Regions from separate parts of the Homo sapiens genome. Here region 1 is linked to region 2. A link is a loop called in an ENCODE intact Hi-C map of the cell type or tissue named here. Cell type or tissue: mammary epithelial cell. All regions are shown on one strand. Each heading gives the region's core, and the rest is flanking DNA. Links, peaks and the distances in the headings are about the cores only. Region 1 overlaps AGBL1 (AGBL carboxypeptidase 1). Region 2 overlaps AGBL1 (AGBL carboxypeptidase 1).

Region 1 (11,404 bases), core at 4,684-7,183, 270 kb before region 2:
CAACAGTATATGTGTTCACTTTTCTCCACCACCATGCTAGCAAATGTTATTTTTTGACTTTCCAATGATACCCATTCTGTCTGGTGCGAGATGGTATCTCATTGTCATTTTGATTTGCATTTCTTCAATGATCAGTGATGTTGAGCTTTTTTTTTCATATTCTTACTTGCCACCTATTTGTCTTCTTTTGAAAAGTATCTGTTCACGTCCTTTGCCCATTTTTAATAGGGTTGTTTGTTTTCCTCTTTAAGTTCCTTATAGATGCTGGATATTAGACTATTGTCAAATATATAGTTTGCAAATATTTTCTCTCATTCTGTAGATTTTCTGTTTACTGTGTTGATAGTTTCTTTTGCTCTGCAGAAGCTGTTAAGTTTAATTAGATCCCAGTTGTCCATTTTTTATTTTGTTTCATCTAAGACCTTCATCTAGGATCTTTGACAAAGTGGGCAAAAACAAGCAATGGGAAAAAGACTACCTATTCAATAAATTGTGCTGAGATAACTGGCTAGTCATATGCAGCAGATTGAAGCTGGACCCCTTCTTTACACTATATACAAAAATTAACTCAAGATAGATTAAAACCTTAAATGTAAAACTCAAAACTGTAAAAACTCTGGAAGACAACCTAGGCAATAATACCATCCTGGACACAGGAATCAGAAAAGATTTCATGACAAAGACACCAAACACAGTCAAGCTACTTTTTAGACAGCAGATCAGAGTTGAAGAATAAAATACTAAATTTCCCAAAAATGTGTATTTATTCTGGTGCTTTAATAAAACTCTGGAGAAGTTTTTTCCTGCTATTTTGTGCATCTTTCTTCATTCATTTAATAATTTATTTATCAAATATTTTATTCAGGGCCAGGTGCAGTGGCTCATGCCTGTAGTCCCAGCACTCGGTAGGTGTGGGTGGGCAGATCACTTGGGCCTAGGAGTTCAAGACCAGCCTGGGCAATAAGGCAAAACCCCACATGTACAAAAAATACAAAAATTAGCTAGTCATGGTGGCACGTGCCTGTAGTTCAGCTAGATACTCAGGAGGCTGAGGTGGGAGGATCACCTGAGCCCAGGAGGTCGAAACTGCAGTGAGCTGAGTTTGTGCCACTGCGCTTCAGCCTGGGTGACAGAGTGATTCCCTGTCTCAAAAAAAAAAAAAAAAAAAAAAAGATAAAAGATGAAAGGAGTAAATTATCATAGTTCAAGAAAAAAAAAGGTGATTAAAATTTATGGAAACCATAATCACATTTGAAGCAACAAGAATTAGGGTGGAAACCACTGGGGGGAAAATCAGTGACAAGAAAATCAGAGTTGTGAAGTTTACATAAAACATACTGAACATATCCAAGGAATAAGAAAAATGTAATAAATATGAAAGAAACATTGAAAAACCAATGTAGGGGAGAAAGTTACAATTCAAATATATAAGAAAGAAGTTAATAGGAGAGAAGATAATAGATGTGAAAGTAAAACAATAAAGGATCAATGTAATGGGAAAATATATAGTTTAAAGATATAATAGAAAAAAATCTCATATACAGAAAAACTTACTTGTAGCTCAAAATGGTGCATCATATACACTAGAAATAAGAATAGACTGAATGATCCACAGCAACATATAATCTTACTTATTCAATCATCCATTCAATCCTGCAACACTGAATACTGTCTCTATGTCAAAGAGGGTGCTTGGAGCTGAGAAACATGTAAGGCACTATAGCAGTTTCAAATTCAAAGATAAAGGAAAAAAGTATATAAGCATGTAAGTAGAAAAATAAGTCTTCTAAAGTGAGAAACATAGACTGATTTTAATGTTCTCTACTGTGGAGTCAGTGTCCCTAATGACAGAAAAGGCCAAAAGAAAATTAAAATCTGGCTAAATAATTTTCTAAAAAGCCAAATTGTTTTGCAAAAGAAAGACACTGTCTAACATGCAAGACCTCAAGAAATATAAAAGCTATTTGCTTTCCTTAGGAATGTGCATGTAGTGGGTAGAGGGAGACACTACTTGAGAAAGTCTAGGAAATCCAAAGATTGATATAGTGAAGATCTCACAAATGGGGAGTGCATGGTCAGAGAAGTGTTGATGAGCACAGAACTATGTTATAATAAACATATAACTAAGGATAATCTGGAAATGATGTTTACAAAAGAGAATATAAATGCTATCAATCTTGTCAATGGAAAGGTGATGCTATAACTAATAAAAATAAGAACATATGCATGAGAAAGAAAATGCATATTGGAATAATTTATCTTTTACAGCAGAAGTCAATAGACAATATGCTAATTTTAAAAAAGAAACAAAAAATAGAGATTTAAATATGGGAAAGTAATGTTAGCAACGCAACAAAGTTAGAAAACCTAACTACCAGAAGGGGGAAAATGTTGACAAAATATAGAAATCATAGATTACACAGATGTAGAGTTCACAATTACATTGTGAATCACAAACCATGTAATTCTTGTTGGTGAAAACTTGAGGCCCCCATCAGAAACAAATACAAAATTACCATGCAGGTATTTTTTTTTTTTTAAACCCAGGGTATATGGAACTCTCCTGAGAGGGGGTGAAGACTACAGCCTGCAGAAGATACACTCAAAATAACAAATCATAAGTCAAATGAGGAAATAATCCACCTTGAACAAGACTCAGCAGATACGAAAAGCAGCAAAAGCAGACACTCACGAACTTGAAATATTATGACCCATTTGGAAAAGACTATAGAATGGTTATATTTGAAATAATTAATAAATTAGAATAAGTTCTCGAAACATAATGAAAGAAAAAGATTTTTTTGGGAAAAAAGGTAGATTTAAATATTAAACAGCCTTTTCTCTAAATGAAAAAACATTTTAACAAAAAGCTTAATAGAATGGTTAAATGTCACAGACACAGTTCAGCAAAGATAAGAAACAAGAAGGAATTTTTAAAAGTCGTGTTTAGGGTAAATGGGTAAGAGATAATATTTAAAAAGATACCAGTTGAAAGATGATCATCTTCAAGAAATACTCTAGAAACCAGAAAAAAATAGGAAATATATGAAGTTCATAAGTAAATACATCATAATAAACATCAATAAAGCAGGGCAAATCTTAGAAAACTTGAGAAATAAAGACAGATTATCTTTAAATAAGGGACATTTAGATCAACAATAAATTTTCCATAAAAACAAATTAAATAAGGGAAACTAGGTGAAAGGAACTTTCTGTGGTATCTTTGCAGTGTTTCTATAAATATAAAATTATTCTAAATTTAAAGCTTAATTTGCAAAAGCAAAAACAAACAAATAAATAAAAATGTTAAAGCGAGGCAGAAAAAAGAAATTAATTATGTCTTGTCAATGCTGAGGGAAAATGAACCCCAAACTGCAATTCTATACTCAAAAAATCCCTTTATTTCTTTTGCATGAGTAAATACATCTTCCCATGGAGAAACCACTGCTAAAAAGAACTACTATAGTATATAGCTTAGTAAGAAGAAAACGGAGCTCAAGAAATACACGCAAATGCAAAAATAATTAAAAAAAAAAAAACTAAACATGTCAGATAAAGAACTGGAAAGTCTACTCTTGTAGGCTGACAGTGGTTATACTTAGACAATGAGAATAAGATGACATAAGGTACAGGTTATTTTTTATGTATCAATATTTTCTATATTTTTCTCAAGGCTTAAAATGAGTATTTTAATGAGAAAAAAAGAATATAATGTTTTACATCTAAAAACAAAAAAGTAAGGCTGGGAAAAGAAAAGAGGGGGGAAAGAGAAAGAAGAAAAGAGTAAAAAGAGAAAGAGAAGAAAGTAGAAGGAAGAAAGGAAGGAAAAAAGAAAGGGAAGGAGGGAAGATAAAAGAAAGGGAAGGAGGGAAGATAAAAGAAAGAAGGAACAAAAGGGGATGGATATGAAAAGATGAAACACTGTTGTTAGATGTCCCTGGCAAGTGGTCAGAGTCACTGTGTCCTGCCACCACTTAATCCATTATCTTATTCCCTTTGAACAAAGTTGTTCAGATCTAGCAAAATGCAATAAAACTGCCTTGACACTCCTGCCAACCTTTCTATCTTGAAGGTAAAGCTTGCATTCAGCTCTTTGAAATCTTCCTTGAGAACATCAGCCTCTCCCTTCTTTAACTTGTTTGAGCACTTTGTTGGACCACTCTCTTTGACTAGATACTTCTATTTTGTTTAATATGACTGGCAGTGGTAAGAAGCAATTCTGTGTGTGGTGGCCTCCTACTGGTTTCACCACTGCTCCTTGTACTGCCTTTGTGCCCAGGGCAGTGTGGAATACTTAATAGATACCAAATCACCTCCAATCTTATTAACTGTTTGCTCATTCCAGATAATTCCCCATTCTCATAAACAGCCTCACACTTAAGTTAGCCTAGCGGTCCAGAAGAGCAACACAGCCCGTGTCCAGGAGAACCTTCTTCTAAGGGCAGCATTCTACATGCCAGAGAGCAGACAGCAGCTTCTAAAATAAAGCTCCAACGTCATGCAGAGTTGCTCTCTCTGCAGCTCAGATTCAGCTCCCTCAGGATGAAATACATATGTTAAGGCATGGTTACAATAACTTCAGCAATAGTAGGGTGTTAGCTATTCTCTCTCTCTCCTCCCTCTTGATTTTTCAAACCTGATGAATTCAATTCATACTCACCATTTGCAACTGAAGTTAAATATAAATGAAAGAAAATAGCATTATAGCATCATGCAGAAATCAAACGGTAGTTCCACTGATAGAGTGGGCCTTAATATTGAGATGTGGGAAATACATGGAGAAAACACCTGAAAATTGATTTTATTTCCTCCTTTCACTAGGAAGCTTTGATGTCCTGTAAACACACATTCAAAAGTGAAGTCACTTTAGGCGGTATTGGAGAGTCATGGTGTAGGGGCAAAATATAAATCAGAAACAAAACATAAAATTAGAGTCAGATAAGTAATTGTGGGTTTGAATTCTTCTCCAAATACCAAGTGAGAAACAGGAATTTGCCTTCTCTGAGCTTTGTTGTCTTCATGTGTAAAATGGGAATCTTATTGTTTTTCTTCTTGAAATGATATACATAGAAATGAATGCCATAGCATAAAACCTCTTCTTCTTGAAATGATGCACTTAGAAACAAATGCCATAGCATAGAACCTCACACATAGTCACTCGACTGAATTTTTATTCCCCTTTCCTTTCCACAGAGTTTGGAGACAAAGTATGAAAATAATTTTCTCCTGGCAAGTTCACCATCCTCATCCTCAAACATAAACCTATATAAATGCAGCTTTCAGACAATCTCTAAGCAAAGCCATTAAGAAGACTCTATCCCTTGCCATTCTTCCAAGCCAGCCTATACAGCAATTTGCAACTTTATGATGTGATAGAGTTTCTTTGTTTTGATTTTTCATTTGCATATTTATTGAGATATGACGATCTTAATTAGTTCTGCTTTTTTTGTTTTGTTTGTTTTCTTGGTTGGGAAAAGACAGCTTCCTATAGTGAAAAATAATTCTGCATGCTAACAGGGTGAACAAAACCCAGCCTGTGGCATTCCTTAATGTTGATGGTGATTTAAACGCAGTTTTGCGGATTCTTTTTATCACTTGTTTTCTCTTTAAATGCTGAGGTAATGCTCAAGACTTGGGTGAATGCCAGACCTCAAGAGGCAGCCACCTACTGAGAAGCAAGAGGCGAACACTTAAAATTCCAGACACTCAGATTCATCCAGCATACTCTCCCAGCTACCTGTCACCCATCTCCCTCCTGAAAAAGCTGAGCTCCACCGAATGTCTCCTTCTAATGAAACGCAACTCTGGCTGCATCTCAGTTTTTGCAGGCGAGAAAAGAGCAACTCTGAATTCCCTGGGTGAGTGAGTCCCCGAGGCAGTATTTAGCAGCATTGCCCACACCCTGCTATTCTCCCTTGACCTTCTATCTATTTTCTCCAGGAGCAGAGCTGTGTGAACGCTGTGCTCCATCTAAGAGGCACGAGCAGCCTATTACACAACTCATCCACACTTACAGACACACTGAGTATGCTCACCATGAATGTCTCACCATCATCACCCGGGACAGTTAGCATGGTTCCCTAGGGTTTTGTGTTTGTCAGGTACTTCACACCATCACAAAGTGTGTCCCTGAGTTAACACATTTAAGAGGAAGGACATAATTTATTACTCTCCGGTTTTTTTTTCTTAACTCCAGTAATGGAGCATTTTCTATGTATAGAGAAGAGCACTAGGCACTGTTGAGAAAAGAATAAGAATAAACATTGCCAATCACCTACTGTGTGCCAGGTGCTTGGCCATTGTTCTCTCTTAAAATATAAGCAAATAAACAAATCTATGGGGTAGATCTTATCAATCCTACTTAACAATTGGAAAAAGAGATTTAGAAGTTTAGATAATTTTCCCAATATCTTAAAGCTGCACATGGCATAGAAAATGTGTGATAATTAGATAAGACCAAGGGTTCCTATATCCCTTGATTCAATCAACAAATATTTATAGATAAGGTCTACTCTGCCTGAGGAAGAACTGGAATGAGGTATTCATTCAGCCCCAATCGAAGTCATGAACTCTGTTACATGATCTAGAGCTCTAGAAAAAAATCCAGTCATTCCCACATAAAAAGTAATGGAAATAAATGTCCTATTTCTTATTGAACAAGTGTACCCTACATAGTGTGGGGAGATGCAGTCCAAACTCTTTATGAAAATGGGAATGTAGAATAAAACAGGAAGGAAGTGGGAGAGAGTGGGTTAATGAGGAAAAGAATGAAAGCAAAAGAGAGGGAAAGGAGAGACGGTGTTTGACCTGTTTAGTCAAACTTGCTGAATCAATTCATCAGCAAGTGCTTTTCTCTTAAGTTCTCATAACTTATGAAAAAATGGGTTGACCTAAGTGGTCTAAAGGAAAAGATATATAAGAGGCTGGTTCACTGAGAGTATGGTCAATAGCTAAAAGTTTAGCATTTACATGAGAGGACCTCTGAGTACTGAGTGGCCCATTGATGTTTCAGACATGTAATTCAAACTATTTACCTAATTAGTTGATGAAACTCCACTGAACCAAACCACATTCATTTGCTCATTCCTTCTGTTTAGAAACTTATTCAGTGTTAAAATACAGCTGGGCTTTGGTGTGCATGGTTGGCTGTAATGTGTAGCTAAGGGACCAGGAGAAGTTAACAAATTCGTATAGGTATCAAAATCAAGGTCATAATGACCCATGTCACTTGAGTAGAGAAGGTGCTTGTGGGCAACCCAGTTTTTCACTTTACCAATGAATGATGGTGCTGTTGCTCAAGCTACTATTGTTTCAGCATTCAAAAGATACCCACTCCCTTGCTTGTTTTTTTTTTTTTCCTCATTATTTCTTGTTGAATGGTGTCAGACACATTCTACTGGATATCTGTGGGTCATTGCTAAAATGAGACAGTGTAATCAGGTATGGCTAAGATATTTTACCATTTGGTATAATACATTCCCTCAAGCAGTGGGACACATGGTGCAATGTCAGATCTAATGAATCAAGGAAAACACTTTACAGGGAGATGGGACCATCTCACTCAACTACACTGCTGTAAAACTCATCAATGTCATTCTAAAACTTACAGAGGAACATTTTCTCATTGTCTGAAAAGAAATCAAAGCATCCAGCCCAAAAGCTTCTTAAGCTGATAAGAAATTTCAGCAAAGTCTCAGGATACAACATCAACGTACAAAAATTGCTAGCATTCCTATACACCAACAACAGGCAAGCAGAGAACCAAATCATGAACGAACTCCCATTCACAATTACTACAAAAAGAATAAAATACCTAGGAATACAGCTAACAGTGGAAGTGAAGGACTTCTTCAACTACTGCTCAAGGAAATCAGAAAGGACACAAACAAATGAAAAAACATTTCATGTTCATGGATAGGAAGAATTAATATAGTGAAAATGGCCATACTGTCCAAAATAATTTATAGATTCAATGCTATTTCCATTAAACTACCACTGACATTCTTCACATCTTCACAGAATTAGGAAAAACTATTTTAAAATTCATATGAAACTAAAAAAGAGCCTGCATAGCAAAGATAATCCTAAGCAAAAAGAACAAAGGTGGAGGCATTATGCTACCTGACTTCAAACTATACTACAAGGCTACAGTAACCACAACAGCATGGTACTGGTACCAAAACAGACACATAGACCAATGGAATAGAATAAAGAACTCAGAAACAAGACCACACACCTACAACCATCTGATCTTCAACAAACTTGACAAAAATAAGCAATAGGGAAAGAATTCCCTATTTAATCAATGGTTCTGGAAAAACTGGCTAGCCATGTGCAGAAAATTGAAACTGGACCTCTTCCTTATACCTTACACAGAAATTAAGATGGGCTAAAGACTTAAATGTAAATCCCAAAACTATAAAAACCCTAGAAGAAAATATAGGCAGTACCATTCAGGACACAGGCACAGGCAAAGATTTTATAAGAAAAACACCAAAAACAACTGCAACAAAAGCAAAAGTTGACAAATGGAGTCTAATTAAACTAATGAGCTTCTGCATGGCAAAAGAAACAATTATCAATCAGAGTGAAAAAACAACCTACAGAATGGGAGACAATTTTTGCAATCTATCCATCTGACAAATGTCTAATACACAGAGTCTACAAGGAACTTAAACAATTTTACAAGAAAAAAAACATTAAAAAGTGGGCAAAGGATATGAACAGACACTTCTCAAAAGAAGACATTCATGCAGCCAACAAACATGTGCAAAAAAAGCTCAACATCACTGATCATTAGAGAAATACAAATCAAAACCACAGTGTGATACTATCTCAAGCCAATCAGAATGGTGACTATTAAAAAGTCCAGTAACAACAGATGCTGGCAAGACTGCAGAGAAAAAGGAACACTTTTACACTGTTGGTGGGACTACAAATTAGTTCAACCATTGTGGAAGACAGTGTGGGTGATTCCTCAAAGATCTAGAGGCAGCAATATCATTTGACCCAGCAATCCCATTACAGGGTATATACCCAAAGGAATATAAATCATTCTATTACAAAGATACATGCATATGTATGTTCATTGCAGCACTATTCGCAATAGCAAAGTCATGCAATCAACCTACATGCCCATCAATGATAGACGGAATTAAGAAAATGTGGTACACGTACACCATGTAATACTATGCAGCCATAAAAGGAATGAGATCATGTCCTTTGCAGGGACATGGATGGAGCTGGAAGTCGTTATCCTCAGCAAACTAATACAGGAACAGAAAACCAAACACCACATGTTCTCACTTATAAGTGGGAGCTGAACAATGAGAACACATGGACACATGGAGGGGAATAACACACACTGGGGCCTGCCGTTGGGGGCCAGGTGGGGGAAGGGAGAGCATCAGGAAGAATAGCTAATGGATGTTGGGCTTAATACCTAGGTGATAGGTCGATCTGTGCAGCAAACCACCATAGCACATGTTCACCTGTGTAAGAAACCTGCACATCCTACACATGTACTTGAGAACTTAAAATAACAGTCAATGAAAAATAAAACACAAATACCCCCCACCCACCCCCCAGAAAAGAAGATCAGAGCATCTGGAAAGAAATATAGATTTGCCGAAAGCACTTAGATTTCAGTTTAATTTTTGGTCAAACTTTCTATAGTAAGCGGTATCGCCACCCTAATTTTCTATTAGAAGGTCTTTTCTATCTTATATGCTTCAAAACAACAGAGATAAAATGGGTTACTGGATGTCAACTAAGCCACATAAGGATAAACTATGGCATGGGAAAGGTCAGGAATGACTTTTCAGTGAACGGAAAACAAATTATAAACGTTGTAAAAGTAAACATAGGATTTAATCCTTTGAAAAGTTAAAAGATAATATGCATTTATTTTCTGACCTAAATTTATAGATGTCTCCTTTAGTGCCAGTCTTTACTTGTTATATAACTCTTACTAAGTGCTTATATATTGTTAGTCTTGTCCCAGAAATTAACGCCATCTATTGCTCCAGCCAATGAATGTAGCATGCCATTCAGCGCTTTGCTCATTTCCAAAAGTGCTCATTTTTAACTCCTCTGCAGCTTTCTCTTTCTGACATTATTTTATGTTCTGATTAACAGTTTTGACTCATAATGGCTCATGAAAGACGTGCAAATAATAATGCTAGAGGTACATAGACATGAATGCTATGTTTTAAAGCAGCTTGAGGCCATAAGCACATTTAAGGAAATGAAGGGTAAGGCAACAGATGGAAAATGTCCAAGGTCAATGTATATCCCCAATGAGATCTCTGAGAAATCCCCTCACGCTGAGCTTTAGGACCACCCCACTCCCTCTCATCCTCAGAAAACTTCATTTTATACCTAGATCTTCGTTGGTTACCATTTTCTCCTCAAATTATTGACACACATACATCTTAGATATAATTCTAGCTAACAAACCTCGCAAAGAATCGACAGTGTGAATTTCAGCATCAATATTACCTTTAAAATAAAGGTATATGATTCATCTGTAGCTCTACAGTTTATGTGGATTGGTGCATTCTTTTTTTTTTTTTCTTTTGAAGAGAGCTCCAGTCTTCTGAATATTTAGTTTCCACTGGACAGCCTAATCTCTTTCTATGAGGTAGCCCTAAGGTGAGTGGTGCTGGCCAGGTCACTTCTGATACAATCAGACCCATCACCGGGCTTGTTAGAATGAATGGTGCTGAGGTTGCCTCAGACTAAGGCAACAGGACTGGTCTTGGTCCATGTAGTTCTCGTTTCCCTGCTGGTCCCAGGGACTGAAGTTTTTGATCTCTGTGGGCCCAAACGAAAAGAATCCAGCTTCCCAAGCCTTGATGCTCCCGCAAGATGCACCTCCTTTTTCTCATCTTTGGCATGTAGAGGCAGCCGGAGTGGTGAGAGATTGTAACTCTAACCTCTTCTTCATTGTTATATTTTTCTCATTCTTTTCCAGAGGGTTTAGAGTAAATGGAAGGCAAATTAAAGCTTCCTGGGGCTTATACACATCATTATGAATCTATACCTCTGTGTAGTGACCCCCTTATCCAAGGATCCAGAGGGGGTATATGTTTTCTTTCTTTCTTTCTTTCTTTTTCTCTATTTATACTAATTCAATTGGAGAATTGTCGAAGTCCTTTGACATTATAACACTGCCTTCTGTGAGGTGCATATTCCTAATTGTATGATCTGCGGCTAAAAGAATCTTGGTGAGGTGCATGGAACAATGTCAGGGAATTAAAAGTGAAATGACAATTGTAAAGTTCAATGTCAGAAACTCATCTCTATAGGGACTATGTTTTAAGGACTTGTGTAGCTTTTATTCAAATGGTATTTCTATTTTCACAAACACTTCCTCCTCACTCAACTCATAATGCCTGTACAT
Region 2 (11,404 bases), core at 4,784-7,283:
ACCAAGTAGCAGTTATGTCAGACTAGGACACTTCCTGTTTCCAGGAGGCTATAAAACCTCTGTCCTGTCCTCACCTAGGCTGACGCCATTTTAGGCCTCAGCCCACCTGCACTCAGGCGCTCGTTAAAATAGCACGTTGCTCCACACCTCCTCATGTTATCTGTTGGTGCGCTCTCCGGGTTTGAACAGATCCAAGAATCTGGTTCATTTGCTTTTACTTACCTCTACATTTTGAAAGGAAAAATTAAGGGGCTTTTAGCAATCCTGCTAATTTACCTATTATTTATTTACTTATTTGTGACTTTGGAAAAAAATAGCTATGTTGTCCTCTCGAGCTATCTGAGCAGAGCTCACTTTGTTCTTGTCACAGAAGACAGAAGGTTAAATTGAAGAAGCTGAAATGCACCTCTGGCTCAGGTGAGAGAAGGGAAAGGAATTAAGACAACTCAAAGAGTGGCTCATGGACCAGCAGCACCTGCATCCGTGAGAGCTTGTGGAGCCACAATCTGCTTTTTAACACAATGCCCAGGTGATTCTTTGCATAAGATTAATGTTTTGAGAAGCACAGCACTCTTGCATCTTAGCACTTATTGCCCTTAATTGCCCTCCCGTAAGTGTGGGAGTCAGCCTATGGAGTCTGTTTTGCACTCTGGCTCTCCATTCCATTATTAATGACAGAGCCATTCAGGTGTCCCTGTTGGTACAGTGACACAAGTGACCAACGCTGAGTTCCACAGAAACTATCATGGAACAGGCTGGTTCTTTTTGTCAGTGTTGGGGCCACCATCTCACCAACAGCCAAGAGGCGAGCAAGATTAGAATGTGAAGGATCTGGATTCATAATGCCTGAGGGATAGACACAAAACACAGTCATTAACCTTGTACACAAAGGAAGTTGGACAGACATGGCCACTTTGCCTCACCCTATGACTTGCATCCTGACCACATAGAAGGAAGATTCATATAAGGAGAAATTTTCATCCTCTTCAAAGCACCACATTGCAGAATTAAAGATGCTGAATTTAACAAGCAAATGGCAGCAATGTATCTGCAATTGCAATAAGCATCTGCTTTGGCTGCCATATCCTCTATTCTTATATTTATTAATGTAATGCTAATTAGTTCTACTAAGGAGAGTTATAACAGAAGGGTAATGACCAGAAGCCCCATACAAATTGTTCCTCTTCATCTGTTTTCTTCTTTCTCTTTTTTTCCTTTTAGCAATGAATTGATTAGGGCCTGAAATAAAGGAAATGCAATATCTGTCAACTCACTATAAATATGAACGGGAAATTCTGAGAGGGTTTTTTTTCCTGTTTCTTTGGCATTTGTTTCAATGCTGCCTAGATTTATTCAGAAATGAGCCAAGAAGCCAGTACTATAAAAATGACTAAATGCAAACATAAAAAATTAAACCTTTGTACCTTGGACGAAGCTGATGGTTATCTAGCTGCAACCTCATCTCCATTTTTATTGGAAGCAAATTACATACCTATGTATGATTCAAAGGGTGCGTTATTTTATTCTTATTCTGAATGTGTGGGGTTTGAGTGCTATAGTTAACTTTGTATAAGCAAGATGATAAAGCTTGCCTTTAGGCTTCGTATGTCCTGTTCACACAGACAAACTGACTGACCGATATGCAGATAATCATAAGACTCATGCCAGCTCTAAAATTAACTGCTATTCCACAGAGATCCATTAATTCAGAGTAAATCTTTTGCCCAGCAAACATGAATTTGCCATGCATCTTGGCATTTCTTAAATAAGCAAAATAAACACATTTTTTTCCTTCCTGTTACTTTCTCAAGCTCCAACCAATCTTTATCTTCTTAAAAATGTTTATTGGAATGTAAAAAAGTTGAACTCATAGAAACCAAGTAGAATGGTGGTTACCAGGAGCTGGAGGGTGGAGAAAATGGGAAGATGTTAGTCAGCTGTAAATGTTACAGCTATAAAATGAGTAAATTCTGGAGACCTAATGTACAGCATGGTGACCATAGCTAATAAGAAGCTATGGTATACTCGAAATTTGCTGAGACCAGATCTTAAGTGTTCTCATCAGATACACAAAAAAGTTAACGATGTAAGGTGACTGACATATTAATTAGCTTGATTGTGATGACTCTTTCCCAATGTATATCAAACATCTTGTTGTACACCTTTAATATACTGTATACATTTTATTTGTCAATTGTACCTCGGTAAAGCTGAAGACATTTAAAAATAAATCAAATTTCAAACAAAAAACTTTTTTTTTTGAGATGGAGTCTCACTGTCTCCCAGGCTGGAGTTCAGTGGTGCAATCTCTGCTCACTGCAAGCTCCGCCTCCCGGGTTCATGCCATTCTCCTGCCTCAGCCTCCCAAGTAGCTGGGACTACAGGCGCCCACCACCACGCCTGGCTAATTTTTTGTATTTTTAGTAGAGGTGGGGTTTCACCATGTTAGCCAGGGTGGTCTCGATCTCCTTGCCTCCTGATCCACCCACCTCGGCCTCCCAAAGGGCTGGGATTACAGGCATGAGCCACTGCGCCCAGCCAAAAATTTTTTTAAAGAAAAAAAATTAGTTCAATAAACATGTTTTAGACAAGTACTGAGATTTCATTCAACGCGCCTATCAGTGCTATGTTCTAGGTAAGACCCTCATCTTGCATATGAGAAAATAGGCAGAGAGAAATACCTCAAGGCAAAGAGCCAATAAGGAGTTGGGACTCAAACTATGTCTCCTAACTGAATATACAGGGATATTTTCACATGCCTAGGGGTTCTCAAAGCATGATCACTGAACCTGTGGCCTCCGCACCATCCAAGAACCTGTTTGAATGGAAATGCGGGGGCTTCACTTCAGACCTATTATTACAAATCGAAAACTCTAGGGGTGGGGCCCAGCAAGCTATGTAACAAACCCACAGGTGATTTTGATGCATGCTCAAGGTCTGGAAGGACTGCACTAGCCCAGAACTGCCTTCTCCCCAGAACTATTTGGAAAGACAGAGGACACCTGCAAGACTCAGAAGGCACTCCCTCTTAACACCTTTGTTTCCATGCCTACAGCTCTCCTAAACAGCCCCGTGTCTGTGTTTTCCTTTCTCCATTCAGGAAATATTCATTGAGCGCCTTTGATGGGCAGGACGCTGTGTTGGAGGCTACAAATACACAGGCACAGACAGAATTTCTCTATGTTCAGAGAAAATGGCAAAGATGTGAAAACAGCACTCATCACAGCATTTCCAAAGGCTTTGTCTCAATCCTTCTCAACCCCTGAGGTCCCTGCCACTACTGACCCTGCTGCTTTCTTCAAGGAACTCTCTCTTCCTTCCTAACTGTATACCCTGGTTGCTGGTTTCTCTTTTTCATTAGCTTTACTTTCTTTCTTTCACTGCATTACATAAATTCTTCCCAATGTTCCATTTGTATACTTCTTTTCTCTTTATGTATTTCCTCTTGTAAGCTTTTTGGAATTTGCCACTCATTATGATATTTCTGCTTATCCTAACAGCACCTTCGTTTTCCCACTGAGGCTTAAAAACTCCACCATCTGTTTGCCCTGTCTCTAATACTCCAGAACCTGTGTTTAATCAGAGGCCAAGTCTTCACATTTGTACCTTGGTATCTCTAACACCTCCTCATTCTCACCTCTGCCACCAGATTATTTTAAGGACTGTTTTACTAACCTCTCCTCTGGCATCCCATCTCCTGTTCCAGCATCCATGCCCAGACAATAGGCAAAAACTTCTTTATAAAAATTATATCAGGCAGGGCACAGTGGCTCACACCTGCAATCCCAGCACTTTGGGAGGCTGAGGTGGGCGAATCACCTGAGGTCGGGAGTTCGAGACTAGCCTGACCAACATGGAGAAACCCTGTCTCTACTAAAAATACAAAATTAGCTGGGGGTGGTGGCGCATGCCTGTAATCCCAGCTACTCAGGAGGCTGAGGCAGGAGAATCACTTGAACCCAGGAGGCGGAGGTTGCGGTGAGCCAAGATTGCGCCATTGCATTCCAGCCTGGGCAACAAGAGCAAAACTCCATCTAAAAAAAAAAAAAATTAGCTGGTCGTTGTGGCAGGCACCTGTAGTCCCAGCTACACTGGAGGCTGAGGCAGGAGAATTGCTTGAACCTGGGAGGCAGAGGTTGCAGTGAGCCAAGATTGTGCCACTGCACTCCAACCTGGGGGACAGAGTAAGACTTTGTCTCAAAAAAAAAAAAAAAAAAAGAAAAGTATATTACTCTTGTATTGGTTCTCCATTGTCCACCAATCTCAAAATTGTCTTTTAGGAAGGCTCTCCACAATATGATTTCAGAGGAACTTTTCCAATCCTATGTCCCCTACACACTTCAACAGAATAGTCTTCACTGTTCTCCAAATGTAACCCTTTCTTTTCTTAAAAAAAAACAAGTTTTAAGTTCAGGGGTATGCATGCAGGTTTGTTACATAGGTAAACTTGTGTCATGAAGGTTTGTTGTACAGATTATTTGTCACCCAGCTATTAAGCCTAGTACCCATTAGTTATTTTTCTTGCTCCTCTCCCTCCTCCCACCTTGCAGCCTCCAAAAAGCCCCAGTGTGTGCTGTTCCTCTCATGTGCTCTCACTATTTAGCTCCCACTTACTTAAAGTGAGAACGTGCTGTGTTTGGTTCTCTGTTACCGCATTAGTTTGCTAGGGATAATGACCTCCAGCTCCATCCATGTTCCTGCAAAGGACATGGTCTCGTTCTTTTTCACAGCTGCATGGTATTCCATGGTGTATATATACCACATTTTCTTTATCCAGTTTATCGTTGATGGGCATTTAGGTGGATTCCATGTCTTTGCTATTGTGAATAGTGCTGCAATGAACACACGTATGCATGTGTCTATATGATAGAATGATTTATATTCCTTTGGGTATATACTCAGTAATGGGATTGCTGGGTCGAACGGTATTTCTGTCTTTAGGACTTTGAGGAATTGCTACACTGTCTTCCACAATCAAATGCAACCCTTTTTTTCCTGACTTCTGTTCATGCATCTCTTTCTTCCAGCTAGCTCATCCTTTGTGTTATTACCTGTTGATACTCTACTATTCTTTATGACTCAATTGAAACTTTCTCCTTGGTGCCTTCCAAGTTCCACCAATGGGATACAGCTTCTTCATTCGATTCTTGATTGAATCCTGCAGTACTTTGCTTGTCTTTTTCCTGGCTTTTTCTTGCTTTTATTTGCATTCGGATATTGGCATGGCTGGATTCTCAGCTGCCTCTAGGGTTGCATGTCTTTTGCTGCCCTGAACAATAACTTTTTCAGGGGAGAAACTTAATAAATATTGGTTGAGTATTATTAAAATGTGTTTCTCTTCTGTTTATCCTTTACCTGCCATTCTTGACCCATTTTGCTACTACCATTTGATTCACAAATATCCCTTAGCTTCTATCCCAAAGATCCAGAATTTACTTTTTATGAGACTTATTCAAATATATTCTCTGTGTCTTTCATCTCATCATGTCTGAAACTCAGTTCCCAGGAGTCACAAAACATTTGTGTGTAGTTTGTAAATGAACACCCCAATTACAGTGGGATTAATCTGGACAGATCTGGATTAAAATGTCTCCTCTGTATTCTCTTTTGATTACCTTCTTTTAGTCTCACAGGCCCTCAGTTTCTGTGTTTGTAAAAAAAAAAAAAAACAAAAACAAAAAAAAAAAAACGCTAATTTCTTCTACCTTGGAGGCTGTCAGAGCCAAAAAAAGAGAAAGTAATTGAAATGTCTAACCAAATAAGACATGGCCAATCCTTCATTAATGTTCAGAAGTTGAAAGGATCCACCTTCATTTTACAGATTGGGAAACTGAGGCCCATCTCTGTGGATTCAGTGGCTGAAGGTCCCCAACTTGAAGGAGGCAGAGCCGACACTAAAATCATTGTCTCTTGACCCCCTGCCTGGTCCTTCTCCAAATAAATGATGCAGATCCTTCCAGGAACAAACCTGGTCGAATGACTGGAGGTCTATGAGGGAGCCGGTGCTGCGTGGGTGTGGGGCTGTCACCAGTCCTTCATCTCACTCACGGGCACTGCCAAAATGTCGATCCCCTCCGTTAGACCAAGAGCCACACAGAGCCTGGTAAGCAGCTCTGAAGGCATTCTGTCAGGCCCTGGCAGCCGTGACATTCTAGATGATTTTTGAGCAGCTGGGCTGACTCAGGGCTGACTCACTTGGCAATGTGGGCAGGAGAGGGAACGACAAGCTGCTGGTGTCTGACCTTTCAGACCTTGTCTCCCTCCTGAGTTTGTAGAGGAGTCCCTGGGGCAGTTGTGACACCCTGTGGCCAGGTCAGCTCATCACAGCACAGTGTCCCTTAATAAAGAGTGCACTGGGCATTTGCTGGGGAAGAAAGGGTGCTCTCCTGAGTTAGTGGATTATTCCTCCTTTTGGCTGCAGCTCAGGCTCACTGCTCCTCCACTGTCTAGCACCACTTCCAGCCTTAATTAAATTTATGTGCAGCCTTTTGGGCCTTAATTGAGAATACCTTCCAAGAAAGTAGATATGAAGAACTGAAAAAGTGAAGGCCACAGGAAATGACTCAGAATCGATATTGAACACTTCTGGAGGACAGAGGATATGTCTTCCATTCCACAGAGCCCTTACTCAAACCATGGCACTGTATACTGTAGGTGCTCAATAAATGTTACTGCATGTTGAATGTGTTCCATGCCCAATAGCTTGACCAAAAGGCTAATAAGTGTCACATGCTGTTGTATTACATTTGATCTATCAATATCAGCTAGACTCATACTTTTAACATTCAATTCACTTGCTCTTGATTGTGACTTCCCAATAATGAGAACTAGAATATTATTACCTTTCTAAGCCTGCCTAGAGAAGTTTAGAAGAATTTGACAGGCATGCTCTGACATAGGACAATTCATTATAGGACAATTAGATGATGCTATTCACACATGTGTGTGCTTCTTTGACTTTCCATGCTTTTGTTTAGCTTTTCTTCACTCAGTATCCCTTCCTCCCATTCCTCTCAATCTCTATTCTTTCTCTTATGGAAAGGCCCCTAGTTTTATTTTTTATGCTTGCTTTTATTCTTTGAGAAAATAGTTTTTAATGAAAGTATTTAGCACAGCAGTGTCAGACTAGAATGAGATTGCATCTAATTGTGCCTCTTCTAGGTGAACTGTGCAGCAAAGCCCACCAGAATTTAATTTCAGGTGAATAGACAGTAAAATCCACAGAAGTGTATGCACTGATTTAACAGGATTTGGAATTATTGTAAAATTATTTAGAAAATCACTGTCATGTCATTTGTGTTGGAGGAACAGGATTTCGAATTATTGCAAAATTATTTAGAAAAGCACTATCATGTCATTTGTGCTGGAGGAACTGACAGGGTGAAATGCATCTCTTGTCATATACTGGTTCCTAGAAGTATCTCAGAGTATTACTGTCTGCTTCTATCAGATAACAAAAATAAAATAAAGAGAGCAAGAACAAGCATCCAGAGCTGGTGACATTCCTGTGGTTGGAGGACAGTTTGGGTAGTGAACAAAGAGAATGGCAGTAGAGAGAACCTAGAGTTGGAAAACGAGGCAAAAGTTCTGCATATCCTAGACAGCTGTACCAGTGTCTGGAGAACCAGCCACAGTGGTCTCAATTCACACTGCAGACTGCCCTTCTGAATCACAGCTAGCAGTAGCTGTTGCCCTCAAACCCTGTGCTCTGCCAGCCACACTGGATCCCATCCAGCATTTATGATGGCCCCATCCCAACCCTGGCCAACCAGGCTCTACATGATTGAGCTCCTGCCTTCCTCCAAACCCGTCCCCATACCCCACTGCCTTACACACCCTGACTGTCCTGCTTTGCACTTGCGATTCCTTCTCTCTAGAACAGGGGTCCCCACCTGATACCGCTGCATGGCCTGTTAGGCAGGAGGTAAGTGGAGGGTGAGAGAGTGAAGCTTCATCTGTATTTACAGGCACCTCCCATCGCTTGCATTACTGCTGGAGCACTATCTCCCGTCAGATCAGTGGTGGCATTAGATTCTCATAGGCGTGCGAACCCTATTGTGAACTGTGCACTTGAGGGATCTAGGCTGCACTGCATGCTCCTTTTGAGAATCTAATGCTTGATGATCTGTCACTGTCTCTCATCACCTCCAGACGGGACTGTCTAGTTACAGGAAAATGAGTTCAGGGCTCCCACTGATTCTACATTATGGTGAGTTGTATAATTGTTTCATAATATATTACAATGTAATATTAATAAAAATAAAGTACACGGTAAACAGTGCCCTTGAATCATCCTGAAAGTATGCCCCACCCGTAGTCTGTGGAAAAATTGTCCTCTGTGAAACCAGTCCCTGGTGCCAAAATGGTTGAGGATTGCTGGTCTAGAACGTGTGTCCCCCAGTCCCTTGCATGGGATGACCCCTCACTTTATCCAGAACTTGCCTTAAATGTTACCTTCCCAAAGGTCATCATTTCTCCTGCCATTCAAAGTGCTCCATCTTTTCATCCTGTTTCATTTGTCTCTATTTTATTTACTATTACTTGAAATTATATTTCATAGTTTTGTGTTATTGTCGATTTTATATCTTTCCATGATGACTGGTCACTGGTCTCTTTTGGTCAGTGTTTAGTACTTAGTAGTTGCTCAGTAAATATTTATAGACTGAAAAAAATAGGCCTGTCTGGTTTTTGTGTGGACCCCCTACCCCCTTTTTTTTTTTTTTTGAGATGGAGTCTCAGTCTTGTCACCCAGGTTGGAGTGCAATGGTGCCATCTCAGCTCACTGCAACCTCCGCCTTCCTGGTTCAAGAGATTCTCCTGACTCAGCCTCCTGAGTAGCTGGGATTACAGGTGCCCAGCACCACGCTTAGCTAATTTTTTTGTATTTTTAGTAGAGACAACGTTTCACCATGTTGGCCAGGCTGGTCTCGAGCTCCTGACCTCAGGTGATCAGCCCGCCTCAGCCTCCCAAATTGCGAGTATTACAGGCATGAGCCACTACACCTGGCTGACCCCTTTCTTATCAAAGTTTTCATCTTTGTCTTGCAGATGAATTATTTAGAGGGAAGCTGGTTTCTAATTGCATATAGTGATGTAACGCTAGATCTCTAAAAATGTCCTACTCTGTAAAACAAGATTGTATTTGTTTTCTAAAAAGTCCTACCAAAGGAGTAATAGAAATTTTGGAAAAGGGAATTAATATTCATTGATCACTTACTATATGCCTGCCATGATGCTAGAGGCTTTCTAAACATTTTATGATTTATTTCTCTCAACAACCATTCTGGAAACTGAGTGTGAGAGAGAATAAATAACTTGACTAAGGCTATATCGCATTGAATAGTATCCTTCCAAACGATATCTCCAAGTCCTAAATCCCAGTTCCTGTAAATGTGAGCTGATTTGGACATAAGGTCTTTTCAGATGTAATTAAGGATCTCAAGATATACTGGATTTTAGTGAGTCTAAGATCCAATGACTATTATCCTTTCAAGAAGAGGAGAGACACAGAGACACACTGAGAAGATGGCCCTGTGAAGATGGAGGCAGAGATTGAAGTGTTGCAGCTACAAGGCGAGGAATGCCACAGATTGCTGGCAACTACCAGAAGCTAGGCAAGAAATGTGGAATGGGACTCCTGCCCTCCAGATCTGCGAGACAATAAATTTCTTTCAAGCCATCCTGTTTATAATAATTTGTTACAGTATCTTTATTTTACTAACACAAAATCTTGGGCTGGTAACGGCAGAGCAAGGACTTGAACCAGGATCTGTTGAATCCAAAGCCTGTACTCATTTCACTATCCCAGTTCACTTCCCTGAATTCTATAGCAGAGGAGTCATCCTTGATCAACATATTATAACAATTAAGGAAGATGTAAAAGCACAGCCCTATAACCAAATGAAATCTGCAAGCACAGTTGTTACCTTTGGTCATAGTATCACTTATATTCATGGCCAAAGTGCAAAGAAGACCTCACACAAAAGAAACTCTTAGCTGACTCCAAATAGAAAGGGTTGCAAATTCCAGGAAAGCGAGGAGAAGAGAGATGCAGAGGAACTTAGCAGCAATAGCTATGAGAGTAGAAAATAATAGAGAGATTTAACTGGAGGGAAAGAGCAGCCCCTCCCTTTGAAGAGAAATATTCAAAGCACGCAGGCGACTTGAAAAAGAGCCGTGAAGAGAGACATGCAGGCGGCAAGTCGGATTTAGACCAGTCATGCAATGCTATAGAAAAAAAAAAAGGAGCTAATATCATTTCAAAGTTCACTTTCAGAGGTGGAAAAATCACATAGCTGGCAGGTTGCAAAGTCCCTTTTTACGAGGCTCTAATGAGAAGATAGATTATTTCTGAGTCACTTCAAACCAGAAAGTAGAAATGCAGCAGGGCAAGGTAGGAAATTGATAAAAGGGTTAAACAAAAGTAATGCATGCAGAGGATAGATTGATTTCTGGGGACAGATTAAAAGCACTAAATATGTATTCTTGATGAGGTGATAATTAAGGTCACTGGGGAAGCCAAAGGAGCTGTCTGGGAGATGAGAGGTCAGCATGCAGACAAGTGTGGAATAGCATACAAAAATCTCACACAGGCAAGCAGGTAAGTGGGAGTGATGGGGTGCAATCCACAAAGGATCATTCACAAAGTCTCAGCGCAACCTCCTGACAGCGTGAAGTTTATTGCTTCTCTATGTAACTCAAATTTCAAATGACCTTTCGCTTTTCCACGAGTGAAGTCATTTCCTTTGAGGAAAGGTGCTATATAAATGTAAACATGTAAGTCTGAGGTGGACAGAGTGCTAGAAAATAAACACATCCCGGAATCCTCCTGCCCTGATCCTCCAGAGACAGACTGGATGTGACCTCATGGATCTTTCTTTTCATCTTCTACTTATGGGAATCGTACCTGACACCACCAATTTTGTGGACCCTTTCCACCTGGGGAAACTCACAAATAAGTGATATTACTGGAGACCACAGTGTTTTAATAAAAACACTCTGAGATCCGTCTTCACCCAGCATTTCTGGAAGAACAGTTATGTGGCTAACACTAGTGAGTCTGGAAAGCCCATCAGCAGGAAAGACTGGGTCCTGATAGCAGCAGTGTGACTTAGCTCTGTTATAGGAATATCCAGGAGTAGACTCTTGTAGAAATCAAGTTTGCCCACTCTCTCTGCGTGTGCATGTACATTTCAGTTCCTTTGAAGCTTAGCATATATTATTTAAGGTTCAATTCAAATGTTCCTTCTTCTGAGGCCTTCCCTAAATCCCAGGTCTGCAGTGAGCCCTCTCTGCCCCGGGTATTGTACCTCTATTTCACTGCTTGTCACAGTCTGAGTTGTCACTTACTGATCTCGTTCCTTTAATGGCCACTGTGGCCCAGGCGCTGGGAATCAGAGGCCAA

The links. A loop is a pair of places that touch in the nucleus more often than their neighbours do. Peaks named below come from ENCODE experiments on the same cell type or tissue, not always from the same donor. Only the 100,000 strongest peaks of a DNase experiment are listed, where the experiment ranks them.
Region 1: a loop joins it to region 2, with 3 times the contacts of the local background. A loop is called at or near these places in 4 of 110 quality-filtered maps.

Annotation. Positions count from the first base shown.
Region 1 is chr15:86,887,533-86,898,936 of GRCh38, reverse strand. The region is part of intron 22 of AGBL1 (AGBL carboxypeptidase 1); the gene reads right to left. Among named protein-coding and RNA genes, the nearest start is that of AGBL1-AS1, 580 kb to the right of the region's middle. In mammary epithelial cell, for the core only: no CTCF peak of the experiment used is centred there; a DNase peak (open chromatin) is centred at 5,656; H3K27me3 peaks cover 263 bases.
Region 2 is chr15:86,619,651-86,631,054 of GRCh38, reverse strand. The region is part of intron 21 of AGBL1 (AGBL carboxypeptidase 1); the gene reads right to left. Among named protein-coding and RNA genes, the nearest start is that of AGBL1-AS1, 310 kb to the right of the region's middle. In mammary epithelial cell, for the core only: a CTCF peak has its summit at 6,303 (motif pointing left); a DNase peak (open chromatin) is centred at 6,224.